Regions from separate parts of the Homo sapiens genome. Here all the other regions are linked to region 3. The links are chromatin contacts, found by Hi-C or POLR2A ChIA-PET in ENCODE. All regions are on one chromosome and are shown on one strand. Each heading gives the region's core, a stretch centred on a gene start or an enhancer-like site at or near the end of the contact. The rest is flanking DNA. Distances are from core to core; before and after follow the strand shown.

Region 1 (4,503 bases), core at 1,149-3,648, 85 kb after region 3:
TTTCCTTTCTCTGTCCATAAATCTTCTTCCACCACATGGCTGCACTGCAGTCTCCGAGCCTGCTCTGGCTCCAGAGATCGACTGATTCACGAATCTTTCATTGCTCAATTGAACTCCTTTAAATTTAATTCTGCTGAAGTTTTTATCATATGTCATGCTAAGGTATTTGCATGTTACTTTAAAGGCAATGAGAAGCTGTGCACAGATTTTAAGAGGCAAGGCGAAAATGGACTTGCATTTTAGAAAGAGCAGTCTATTGTCAGCTGCTAGCAGCTGGAAAAAAAAAAAGCAGTCTAGCGCAGTACACTGCTTTAGGGCACAGCAAGAACCCTAGAGTCCCTCCAGGGCTCAGGAATGCTTGCACACTCTTACTTCCTTTACCTTTTAGCCTCTTACGTTCAGTAACTGAACACAAACATACCTTTTACAGGCCATAGTCTCCTACCAACATCTAGGTGCTACCTGAAAACCCTGTAAGAACTTTATGACATTGACCAAAATGTTTGGAGAAAACAAAGGTTACAACACCATTTATGTGTCAGCGACCAAATGCTGTTTCCAAAATATTGCTGGCATTATCACCTCCCTTGCTGACAAATATTAACACTTTTCAGTTTTAGATAGAGCTGGAACAGATGGCCCTTTGAGCCCCTGTTTACTGCTCTCTTTTGTGTGAAGTGGTTTCCCCTCCCACTCAGGAAAGGAAAGGAAAGGTGGGAGGATGTAAACTTGAAGAATTTCCCAGCTGGAGTCCTGGGTATTAGCCTGAGAGGTGACTTATTTATCCTACAGGACTCCATCACAGAGGAAGGTTTTTCTGCAAGACTCTGGCTGGGCCAATCTTTACACAATGCCTGTGAGCAGCCACAGAGTGCAGCCTTGACAATGCCACAAGCCAACTTCTGGGCCCCCCACGATAAGCGCTGCATAGGCCTCCCTGAACCCTCACAACAGGTTCTATTATCGCCATTTCTCTGGTGAATATGGAATAGATAGATTGAGTTAACTTATCCCAGGTTATACATGGAGGAGCAGGGATTCAAGCCCACGTCCAACTGACTCCAGAACTTACAACCAAACCAATTAATGGGATGTGTCAAGTAATTTTCTATTTTTCCTATTTTTTGATGCTTACATGCACATGAAGGAAACAAGCACATTTAATTCATAAGGCTTACAATACATTACAAACAAACTTAAACACCCCAGAAGGTCAGAAGTTTGCTGACCACCTAGTACCAGGGTCAGCAAACTTCCTCCATAAAAGGCATATAAATATTTAGGCTGTGTGAGCCACACATCTGTTTCCCAACTGTACCACAGTAGGGCAAAAGTAGCCATAGGCAACACCTAAACAAATGGGTATGGCTGTGCTCCAATTAAACTTTATTTACAAAAATAGGCAGGAGGTGGGCAGGCTGCATTTAACCTCTTAGTCAAGTTTGAGAAGTTTGTGGCTGCTTGACCTAGTGTAAAGGGCAAAGGGTTTAGAGTTAGGGAATCTAGCTTCTAACCCTGATTCTGTGCCTAAGCCAGCTGAGTGACCTCGGGCCAATCACTTCCCTTCTGCTTCTTCTGTAGAATTCTCTTTTCAATTGACTGCAAAAATAAGGTAAAAATATATTTCAACATACTGAAATGTTAGCTGCAGATTCTTCATTAAATCCATAGATAATGAACCAGTAGCAGCAAGACTTTAAAAGCATAAAGAGAAAGTAAATTTGCATTTTAGTAGTACCTTCTATGTGTCAGGTGCTTTATAAAATATAATCTGACTTCATCCTTCATAAATGAAGAATGTCAGAAGTGAAATCACATGTTCAAAGTCAGAGAGGAAATGGGAAGCCAGAATCTAAGCCCAGCTGGCCACTCTCTCAGAAACTCAGTGCTGCTCTGCACATGGAGGACCTGGTATGGGTCAATGAGCCCTTGATTGATGATTCTGCACAGGGGGTGACATATGAGTACTTTTGGGGGAGGATTTTGGAGTCAGGCCTCACTTCCCCCTCTTGAGGACTCTCCCTCTCTGTCCTCATCTGTCTTGTCTACCTCCTCTCAAAAAGATAATACTCCATTTGGTCTGAAAAACAATGTGAGACTCTGAGGTTTGTTTCCTTTGGTTCTGAGTGTAAGGACTGTGACTCATGGTTGTCCAGAATGCCAGGACAAAGTGGTCTGAGAAAACAGGGAGGGAAAAAAGGAGGACCAAGCATTTCCTCAAAGAAGCTGTGACTGGTCCTGCTGCCCACACGAGCACCGTGGCTCAAGTTGGTTTTCTATCTCAGAACTTAGTCCGAAGGTAAAAGTCTATGTGATGAAATATAAACCTGTGAAATTACCCAAGTGCCTCTGACCTTGTCTGTCTCCTTAACCACCCACTGCATTTCAGTTTACAGGCATCCGTTTAAAACTGTACCTTAGAAATGGGGTTGGGAAAGGGAAAGTGAAACCAAACAAATGGAAATCATTATTGTTGCTTCCTTTACCCCAAAAGAAGAAGAAAAGCAAAAATATTCCCCAAATACAGAAGGGTGCATGTGTGTCTCCACTGTCAAAAAAAGCAATTTTTTTTTTGAGAAGGAATTTCACTCTTTTTGCCTAGGCTGGAGCTCAATAGCTCAATCTCGGCTCACTGCAATCTCCGCCTCCCAGGTTCAAGCAATTCTCCTGCCTCAGCCTCCCGAGTAGCTGGGATTACAGGCATATGCCACCATGCCCAGCAAATTTTTGTATTTTTAATAGAGACTGGGTTTCACCATGGTGGCCAGGCTGGTCTCAAATTCCTGATCTCAGGTGATACCCCCCTGCCTCGGCCTCCCAAAGTGCTGGGATTACAGACATGAGCCACTGCGCCTGGCCAAAAGCAAATTTTTTTAAAAGGCAGGGCCAGGCATGGTGGCTTATGCCTGTAGTCTCAGCACTTTGAGAGGCCAAGGCTGGGGGATCATGCGAGCCAAGAGGATCCCTTGAGCCCAGGGGGTCAAGTCTGCAGTAAGCCATGATCACACCACTCTAATCTAGCCTGTGTGACAGAGCAAGACCCTGTCTCTTTAAGAAAAAAGAAAAGAAAAGAAAAAAGAAAAGCCAAACTCGGTAGCTAAGCATTCAAGGCCAGATTCTGATCAATCTGGCTGGAACACACTCACAGCAGCTCTCCTGCATTAATCACTTAAAGGGGGCATATACTGTGCTCCAACCACATGGCCTCCAGCCTACTTCACCACGCCTGAGGAGCGCAGTTCCCCTGCTGTTCCCTCTGCCTGAAGGAATGAGGGGTGATCTCCTCCCTTGCTGCCTGCTGAAATTCCACCTCATGAAGCCCAGGTCGAATGTCACCTTCTAGAAGACACATGTCAAAAACTCAAAGGAACTTTTACAGACAGATCATCAGTTTCAACTCCTTCGTGTCGCCTATGAGGAAAACAAGGCTCAAAAACATTAAGGGACTTGCTCTAAGTCACACAGCTAGTCAGTAAAGACTTGGTCTGGAAACAAGTCAGCAGGTGGGGTGGGCAGCAGGCAGGAGAGAGAATGTCCAGGTGGACCACCCTGTGACAGCCCTCTTCTCCTTGGAGCACAGGACACTTGAACCCTCTCTAGACTCTACCCTGCACTCCAGGTTACAGCTGTCTGTGTCCATATTTCTAACTGCCTTTTTCAGAGGGATCCACACCATATCTTACCCATCATGTTGCCTTAATTATTAGGTACCCTTGGGTCGTCAGTGAGTCCCAATAATCATTCAACAAACAAAACAAAACACCAGCCTCCGTCACTCTGGGCTTGTCTACCTCCAATCAGCCTCCACGCCTTGCCAGGGAGCCACCTAAAATACTGCTTGCTCCCCACCACTCCTCACTGAAACCCGCAGATGCACACCATGATCTCCACAATCTGACATGAAAGTCTCTGAACGGCCCTTCTTACCTGTGATGGTTAATTTTAGGTGTCAAGTTGACTGGATTAAGGGATACCCAGATAGAGAGAACAGGTAAAGATTTTATTTATGGGTATGTCTGGGAGAGTGTTTCCAGAAGAGACTGGCATTTGAATCCATGAACAGGGTAAGGAAGACCTACCCTCACCCAAAGTTTTGGGTACCATCCACTCAGCAGAGGACCCAGATAGAACAAGAAGACAGAGGAAAGCCAAATTTGCTTTTTCCCTCTTCTGGAGCTGGGAAGTCCTTTTTCTCCTTCTCTTGGACATCAGAACTCAAGGTTCTCCAGCATTCGGTCTCCAGAACTTGCACCTGTAGTCCCCCAGGTTCTGAAGCCTTCATCCTCAGACTGAGTTATACCATCAGCTTCCATGGTTTTGAGGCCTCTGTGCTTGGACTGAGCCACGCTACCAGCCTCTGCAGCTCTCCAGCTTGCAGACAGCATATGGTAGGGCTTCTCACGCTCCATAATTGTATTAGTCCATTTTCATACTGCTGTGAAGAAATACCCAAGACTGCATAATTTATAAAGAAAAAGAGGTTTAATGGACTCACATTTCCAC
Region 2 (4,179 bases), core at 194-2,693, 120 kb after region 3:
GCCTGGGAGGTGGAGGTTGTGGTGAGCCGAGATCAGCCACTGCACTCCAACCTGGGTGACAGCATGAGACCACATCTCAAAAAAAAATAAAAGAATTGTTGATACTATAAAACAATGGAGTATTATTATTCAGCCTTAAAAAATAAAAATAAAAATGCCAGGTGCAGTGGCTCACGCCCATAATCCCAACACTTTGGGAGGCTGAGGTGGGCAAATCGCCTGAGCTCTGGAGTTCGCGACCAGCCTGAGCAACATAGTGAGACCACCGTCTCTACAAAAAATACAAAAAAAAATTAGCCAGGCATGGTGGTGCATGCCTGTAGTCCCAGCTACTCGGGAGGCTGAGGCATGAGAATCGCTTGAACCCAGGAGGCGGAGATTGCAGAGAGCCAAGATGGCACCACTGCACTCCAGCCTGGGGGACAGAGCGAGACTCCATCTCAAAAAAAAAAAAAAATTAAAATTAAAAAATAATAAAAATAAGGATTCTCCTTAAGTACTAACATTGAATCATTGCCAAGATATATAAAGTAAAATAGGCAAGGCACAGAACAGTATTAATTGTTCCCTATTATTCTTTCTCCCTTCTTCCAAAAGTTTTAGCCAGACACATGACCATCAGGAGTAGACTACATTTTCCAGTGTCCCTTGCAGCTAAGAGTGGCTATGTGATTGAAGTCTCCTCAGTGAGATATGAGCAAAACTATTATGTGGCAGCTTCCAGGTCCCTTCCTTAGACAGAGGTATTATGTGGCCTTTGTTTCTCCATTGGACACATTCTTCATTGGATACACTCCATCCTGCTCCCGGGAAAGTAGTTCTCTCATCTTGGTTCATGATTGAACTGGAAGAAAACCAAGTCCCTTTTGGAGCTCACACACATCACAACTCTGGACCACTCTTGGAATTTCGCATGACAGTGATATAACCATCTTTTTTAAACCATTATTATTTGGGGTTTCAGTTATTTGAAGCTGAACCCAGACCTATCTCTTACACAAGTATAAATTTTGCAAGACTTATATCTGGCTAAATTGCCTGCAGAAAGATTGTGTCAATTTGTGCTGCAATAAGTGCTGTATAAATGTGTACAGAGCTTTTTTTTGCCACACTGTGCCATCTCCTGGATACCAGATGCCAACTGCTCGCTGGATCTAGAGACAGGTAAAAAGAATCTACAAATGTGACCTGGATGCCAGGACAGGCAGAGGCACCAGTACCAGCAAGAAGCTTCAGAAATAGAGTAGTTATTAAAATGACCATTTGCAGTGAGAAAATAAATCACTACAAACTACCAACTACCAGAGGCTAGGAGATTCAGGTCCCTTACTTGTGACATCTCTTTAGGCAATTTATCATAAATGCTTTTATATGGATGCATCCTGCTTACAATCTGGCTTCCCCTTCCGCTTAGGTCACCCTTTAACTCTCTGTAAGTCCCAGCACCCACAGAATCTGAGCAAGTGAAGGACCAGGAATTTTAAACCTCAGTAAAGTCCACCGTGCTGTTAATGTTAATCTGCCCTGAGCAGACACACCTTGTAAATACTCTGAGAATAAGGTTCAAAGTACCAAGGGCACTTGAGGAGGACATGGCTTTGCTTCAGTCAGGGAAGATTTCCTAGAAAAGTTAATGCTTAACAGAAGCCAACAAAGAAATGAGTGAAAAACGGAAGAGGAACTAGGATTTCTGCCCAGTTGGGAATTTTGGCGTTTACAAAACACCATTGAAACACTGACTCAATTATCATCTTCCTCCTGGAAAGACAGAAGTCTTCCCTATGATGTTAAAGAGGACACATTTTCTTTTTTTTTCTTTCATCTAATTCTCAAAATAGTTTCTTTCTTTTATGTTTTAGATTCACTTTTTCCATCTGTTTTTTAATCTTTTCAGTATAATGCCCATTCTTAAAGACCAAGAGATTAAAATTGAACACCAGCTTTCATTAGCATCCAGGTCAAAAATATATATTAATATGTGCATTTCTAAAGGTAAAGTTCTAGTTAGGTCATGCTCTAACCTATAGACATGAACACTCATAAAAGGGAATTTGTTAGGAGGCCAAGGTGGGCGGATCACCTGAGGTCAGAAGTTTGAGACCAGCCTGACCAACATGGTGAAACCCCATCTCTACCAAAAATACAAAAAATTCGCCAGGTGTGGTGGCAGGCGCCTGCAATCCCAGCTACTTGGGAGGCTGAGGCAGGAGGATCGCTTGAACCCAGGAGGCGGAGGTTGCAGTGAGCCGAGATCGTGCCACTGCACTCCAGCCTGGGTGCGACAGAGCGAGGCTCCATCTCAAAAAAAAAAAAAAAAAGAGAATTTATCATAGCTGAGGTCCGTGTTGTCATGGAGACAGAGGTAAGGGCTCCTCTGACAGATGTTCTCGTTCCTTTTGATTCCTTACTCTTCATTCTCTTTTCTTCTCTAACTACAGGATTCCATATATACCTCCTCTGACCTAACTCCTAAAGTTTTTCTGACTTGACCCTTTTCTCATTCCATGTGCTATCTCTCTGGATCATCTTATCCACTACCCTTGTAAACTGTTATCTTTAAATAGAGGATTTTCAAGTCAACGGCTCCAGCCAGACTTCCACCCAGCTCCAAGTCTATGTTTCCATCGGCCACCTTGACATCTCCTCTCACACTTCTCCTGGTGCATCAAACCTCTCCCAGTCAGACTGCGAGAAAACTCAGTCATTATTGACTCACTCCTCTTCCTCATCACCATATTTGATCAATCACCGAGTTCTATCATTTCACCTTTGCAATGCCTATTCTCTTCATCTGCCCAGAATATGGGTAAGCAAGCCCCAATCATTTCTCACTCGACTTTTCAGGAATCTTGCCAACTCCAATTCCTTGCCTCATCAATGGATGCTTTTCGTTAGGGAGGCAAGATGGCACAAAGTGGCCAGGTTCCAACCAGGGTCAAATAGAATCTCTGCTCCCCTGCTTTGTGCCTCCTAGCAAGTCATCTCCTCCAGCTAAACCACAACTGCTTTATGTAGAAAATGGGGCAATAACTCATAAAGATGTGGTAAGGAGTACATAAAATAATCTATGCAAAATGTCTAGTACATATAAGTACTTAATATATTTTACCTGGTTTTTTTATTTTGTTTTGTTTTTGTTTTGTTTTTGTTTTTGTTTTGAGATGGAGTCTTGCTCTGTTGCCCAGGCTGGAGTGCAATGGCACAATCTTGGCTCACTGCAACCTCCACTTCCTGGGTTCAAGCAATTCTCCTGCCTCAGCCTCCCAAGTAGCTGGGACTACAGGCATGAGCCACCACACCCAGCTAATTTTTTGTATTTTTAGTAGACACGGGGTTTCACCATGCTGGCCAGGCTGGTCTTGAACTCCTCGCCTCGTGATCCGCTCACCTCAACCTCCCAAAGTGCTGGGATTACAGGCATGAGTCACTGCACCTGGCTTTATTTTACCTGTTACAGCATAACTCTTAACGTCTAACACATCATGAAGCCTGTATTTGTATAAATACAGGCTTCACCATGTGCTAGACATCACTAGTGCACACTAGGGCTTCTCGCCTTTGGGGCACATGGAAGACTTCACTTCCTAACCACCTTCCAGTTAAGTGGGACCATGTGACTAATTCTAAAAAATGAGCCAAAATGTAGATTGGGTATGAGATTTTGATGAGTTTTTTTCTCCCATTTGATGACCAAGAAGGCCATGTGTTCCAGGTGGCACTTCTACAAGATGGTAGAGGCTCCTCAGCCTGGGTCTCAAGTTGCAATAGATACCAAGTATGAGCAACTCAGATTGGGGAGCTGCTATTATCACAGCAAAGCTTAGCAGGTGGTATCCCAACTAATACAGGACATCTCATTTCCTACTTCTCAATCCTGGGGATAGGCCCTAACACGTGTAAGATTTCCTAAAACAAATGAACTAGCAGACAGCAAAAGTTCTAGTTATTTAGGGACAAAGGAATGTCTGCAGTTCTCATTTATTTTCCAAAGTTATTACATCTGTATATATTTACTTATAAGTGATTTTAAAAACCAAATGAGGCTGGCATAAGCAAAATAGGAAACTGATTAACATATGTAAATTAGATGTCCAAGAGCCGACAAGTATTGGGCATGCTGGATGCAGGGGCTTAAGGTAGATATCAAGGATTCATTCTTGCCCTTTTCATAGCTCAGGT
Region 3 (4,428 bases), core at 358-2,857:
TATTCATATCAGTGAAAAAATAAAAACCATAGAGAAAAGCCAAGTAAAGTACAGTATATCAATCCTATGGAATACCACACAGCTGTTAAACACTCACATGTAACGATCTGGGGAAGTGTCAATGTCAAATTCACATTGTAGGACAACACCTATTATGTGATTCTATGCTTGCAAAAAAAAAATGAACAATCCATGAGCAACAACAAAAACCTTATGTGTACCTTATTTATGTATTTGAGTATGTACACAGAAAAGGCTTCAAAATGAACTATTAACAATGATTTCTTCCAGAGGGTGAGTATGATAGGGAAGAGAAAAAGACATTCCATTTACTTTATATACTTCAGGATGGAATTTTATGAGATGATCATTTAACTATTAAAATCAAGGAAAAAAGTGATCTTTTAAATGACTTTTACCTTCACTCAGTTGCTCCAGGGATCCTCTAGAAAGAAGACTTGAGAAAGATTCTACAACTGTGTATTTTTTCCTGTATCTACATTGAATAAATAAAAAGGGAGATAGAAAATAGAAAAAAAAAATCAGGCTGAGCTCATTTTCATTTGACGTTCATTTCAGTCACTATCACACCAAAGAGTCAAAAAGCTGAAACTCTAAACCCTGAAGTCTATAGGACACAGATCATCCTTTTCCAACACTCTACATGCAGCACTGGCTAGCCATTTGTGGGAACTCAGTCTGTGCTACTGAACACCACGTGGGGAAACCCACACACACCAATGAAAACTAACCTCCAAAGTACCTTCCCTTATCCCTATAACTAAAATCAGTATTTGTGGTAAAATTCTCCACAGGTTAAAAATGAAGTTAAAGTGCAATATTTGGAAGCTCTCTTCATTTGAGGAGCTTACAACACAATTACATCAGGATGTAATTTCACCCATGTTAACCTTCTGATCATGAACCTTCTGCCCTAGTCCTATGGGGGGCACATCAAGCAATTGACAGCAACAGGGGTCATTTCCTCCCATCCATCTGATCAGGGTGCTGCAGCCAGCCATTCCTGGATTCTTGAATATTCCTAAATGTCCACAAACCAAGCATCTTCCATACTGTGAAACACCTATCATTTTTTAAAAGATATCAAAATAACTTACCCCTTGAAAAAAATTTTGATAGGGTCTTCCTATACACACAAAGTAAAGCTTAAAATAAAACTAAAAATCTATCTCATTTTCACCAAACAAAAGTGTTCAAAAACAGGTCCTTCTTAAACAAATAAAACATTCCCTCATGAATTTGCATCTCCCACTTAAAACAAGAATGTTCCTTGTGTGGCTTGGTTTGGCATGCAGTACCTAATGTCATCTACATTGAGAGATGCTTGCTGCTAATCCCACTGAAATCCCCCCGAAATCCCCCCCAGATCTCTGTAGCTCAGACCCCAGGCTATCAAAAAGAAAAGTGGAATATGTAGATGCCAAATGGGAATCCTTCAGCTTCGAGGCTGAATTTCTTTTCTGTAACTGTGGCCAATTTCAAACACAGAGCTTTTGGTCAGGCAAATGACATTATTTTTGTCACACAGGCATAAAAGTTTGCAGTCACATCTTAAGTATTTAATGACTCGTCATACTTTTGGCAGGTTTGTAAAGCGTCCTTCATGGCAGAAATGCCGTTCTGGATGTCCTGTTGCTCGAAGGTCAGGACAGCCTGCAACACCACAATGGTACTGTAGCCCAAGGCATGGTACATACTCTCCTTAGCCCTGGGAAGAACACAGGGAATTCAGACATTTTAATTCAATGGAAATACTGATCATAAGAAATCCTAGTAAATGCATGTCCTGACTTGCACAGTAACCTTTATTCCTTCACCATAATCACTGAAATTATATGGGTGGTGAAAAGTAACCTCTTAAAAACTCAAGTACCAAGGACTTTCCAATGTAAACCCACACAGGCAGAACAAAATGTTCCAGGTTGAAGGGGACAATATGCATTTCCCTATTTCAACACAAGAGGGCAGCCTGCAGGCAGATTGCAAGCAAACTGTTTTCTGTTGAAAAAGGGGCAGCACACGGCCTTTGGCTCTGAAATAAGTGCTAAAATAAAGGCCGCTGGAAATGTATTTTTTGACAGAGAGATTCTGATATATTTTTTCAAAAATAAAGGCTTATATAAAATAATCCCTCTCCTCGCCAGCCAAAGGCCAAGAGCAAACAAGATTTTGGAATAAGTTAGGCTGGTCACAAGAGCCATGACCAAAGTAGTTGTCAGACCTTGTATCTAGTCTAATCCCATTATCTGAAGTTCCTGATTAAAGTTCTTGATATTTCAAATCATCAAGTTACAGTGAGAACTGCTTCAGGATTCTTAAGGATGTTAACTAGAACTAGTCCTAATAGATGGCAGACATCCAGATTCTCGGGCTATGAGAACATCATTTATTTTCTCAAAACTTCTTAAGCTGTATTAATTATTTATAAGGTTTAAAATGGTAATGCATGGTTTTGTTTTTAATTTAAATATTAATGCATAACAGCCTGCTGCCATGCAAAACAAATGCAAGCCACATTATTCTTTGCCTCCATGGAAATAGTCTAAACATCCTTTGGTAATTTGCAGCTTGTCCTGAACATTGAGGGCACTATCTGTTCAAAAGAACCACAAGGAATCAGAGCAGCCCAAAGTTAATCATTAATTGTGGTTTCAAACCTCACATTTTTAACTGAAAGCTCTTTCAAGAAGCAAAAAAAAAAAAAAAAATGATTCAAGTGAGGGAAAAGTATTTTTATTTATTTAATTTTTTTTGAGACAGAGCTTCGCTCTTGTTGCCCAGGCTGAAGTACAATGGCACAATCTCGGCTCACCACAACCTCCGCCTCCCGGGTTCAAGTGATTCTCCTGCCTCGGCTTCCCGAGTAGCTGGGATTACAGGCATGCACCACCATGCCTGGCTAATTTTTTGTATTTTTAGTAGAGACAGGGTTTCTCCCTGTTGGTCAGGCTGGTCTCGAACTCCCGACCTCAGGTGATCCATCTGCCTCGGCCTCCCAAAGTGCTGGGATTACAGGCGTGAGCCATTTAAACACTGAAACATGTACAAAAATCGGAGACTAACCTGACTGAACACAACACTAAATCACCTATTTTCATTCCATGTTATGACCAGCTGTGTGTCAGTGGCAGAGAAAGACTCGTTTGAATAAAAATCAAAGGAGATAATGGATACAAAAATACAGTTAAATGGAAGCAATAACTTCTAGTATTTAATAATAGAGAAATTATAATTAACAATAATTTATCATTATTTCAAAATAGCTAGAAGAGAATAATTATAAATGTTCCTGACACTAAGAACAGATAAATGTTTGAGGTGATGGATAACCCAGTTAACCTGATCGATCACTGAACACTGTATACAGGTAAGGAATTATCACATGTACTCCAAAAATAGGTACAACTATGGCTCATCAATAAAAGCATTTAAAAACCCAAAGAAGACAGGCAAGTAGGCTGAGAAAAGAGAAGGAGAGACTGAGAGAGGGAAAGACAAGCAGACAAAAGGAGGTAGAGACAGGAGACAAAGAAGTCTGAGGGACAGAGGAGGACAGAAGGAAAAAAGCAGAGGACAGGCAAGGTGGAGATTGTGAGGCAAATATTGAAGACAACACTGGAAAATTTCCTTAGACTACAGGGCTTCATTATCGATTTCATCATTTGTTCTTAACCTGTGAAACAATAGCTGACCCATCTTGATTACAGCTATTCTAAATCTTAACACAATTACCATAGCAGCTCCTCAGCAGGTCAATCAATCTCTAAGATTCACATGACCAGAGTCCAGTCACCCTGGTAACCACTCAAAGTAAGGAACGAGATTGCCGACTTTTATGCCCAAGTAATCTTGGAAATTATCATATGAGGTCTAAGCTTCATCTAAGCAAGTGTTTGAGGGCACAATGTACGATTATTCTTGTCAAGACAAAGGCCGAGTAAACAGGCAAGCACAGGTTTTATTGCCACATCTGAAAACTTAACAGGTACTATTAATTGAAATTAAATTGCTTGTTTTTCGAACAAATAGAGAACCCCAATAATAGTCTTCTTATCTTAAATTTCTTAATAGCATTGAGATCAGCATATTCTGGTTTTTCCCCTCCCCATTTCAAAGGAAAATTTTCTCAATAATATTTAAAAGGAACAAACATAAAAACATTTCACTGAAGAAAGCAAAATTGAAGCCTTATAAAACTACTTATAAGATGACAATATCTGAACAAGAGAGATTAAAATATGCAAAACAATCAGAAATTTTCTATTAATTATATTTGAAAACTCAGATTTCTAAATTGAATTTTAAAAGTGACCAAAGTAAAGAGGTCTGAACTAAATTAGCTTATCAATATTCAGATGGGAACAGCTAAATTAATTTACAAGCATGACATCAAAGAATCATCAGAAA

What was found. A loop is a pair of places that touch in the nucleus more often than their neighbours do. ChIA-PET counts read pairs that join two places held with the same protein, here RNA polymerase II (POLR2A). Pooled maps may share reads with other maps.
Region 1: a loop to region 3 is called in a map of aorta, with 2.8 times the contacts of the local background. The contact joins two enhancer-like sites. A Hi-C loop is called at or near these places in 25 of 168 maps with a recorded cell type or tissue (B cell, IMR-90, MCF 10A and 18 more), 9 of 37 single-sample maps with no recorded cell type and 37 of 50 pooled maps. POLR2A ChIA-PET finds 5 or more read pairs at or near these places in 13 of 52 experiments (A549, BJ, GM12878 and 8 more).
Region 2: a loop to region 3 is called in a map of naive thymus-derived CD4-positive, alpha-beta T cell, with 15 times the contacts of the local background. The contact joins two enhancer-like sites. A Hi-C loop is called at or near these places in 2 of 168 maps with a recorded cell type or tissue (CD4-positive, alpha-beta T cell and naive thymus-derived CD4-positive, alpha-beta T cell), 1 of 37 single-sample maps with no recorded cell type and 7 of 50 pooled maps. POLR2A ChIA-PET finds 5 or more read pairs at or near these places in 6 of 52 experiments (B cell, H1, WTC11 and 2 more).

Annotation. Positions count from the first base shown.
Region 1 is chr9:15,293,938-15,298,440 of GRCh38, forward strand. All of the region lies in intron 1 of TTC39B (tetratricopeptide repeat domain 39B), which reads right to left. Among named protein-coding and RNA genes, the nearest start is that of TTC39B, 11 kb to the right of the region's middle. Within about 2 kb of position 2,399, at least 16 of the 41 ENCODE cell types and tissues checked have a DNase peak (open chromatin) inside an H3K27ac peak, as active enhancers do; they include ascending aorta and tibial artery, where a contact is called at or near this core.
Region 2 is chr9:15,332,053-15,336,231 of GRCh38, forward strand. No RefSeq gene overlaps it. Among named protein-coding and RNA genes, the nearest start is that of TTC39B, 27 kb to the left of the region's middle. Within about 2 kb of position 1,444, at least 4 of the 41 ENCODE cell types and tissues checked have a DNase peak (open chromatin) inside an H3K27ac peak, as active enhancers do.
Region 3 is chr9:15,209,669-15,214,096 of GRCh38, forward strand. It overlaps TTC39B (tetratricopeptide repeat domain 39B), which reads right to left. Exons shown (of 20, transcript NM_152574.3): 5 at 1,598-1,729; 6 at 420-496. Among named protein-coding and RNA genes, the nearest start is that of TTC39B, 95 kb to the right of the region's middle. Within about 2 kb of position 1,608, at least 4 of the 41 ENCODE cell types and tissues checked have a DNase peak (open chromatin) inside an H3K27ac peak, as active enhancers do; they include ascending aorta and tibial artery, where a contact is called at or near this core.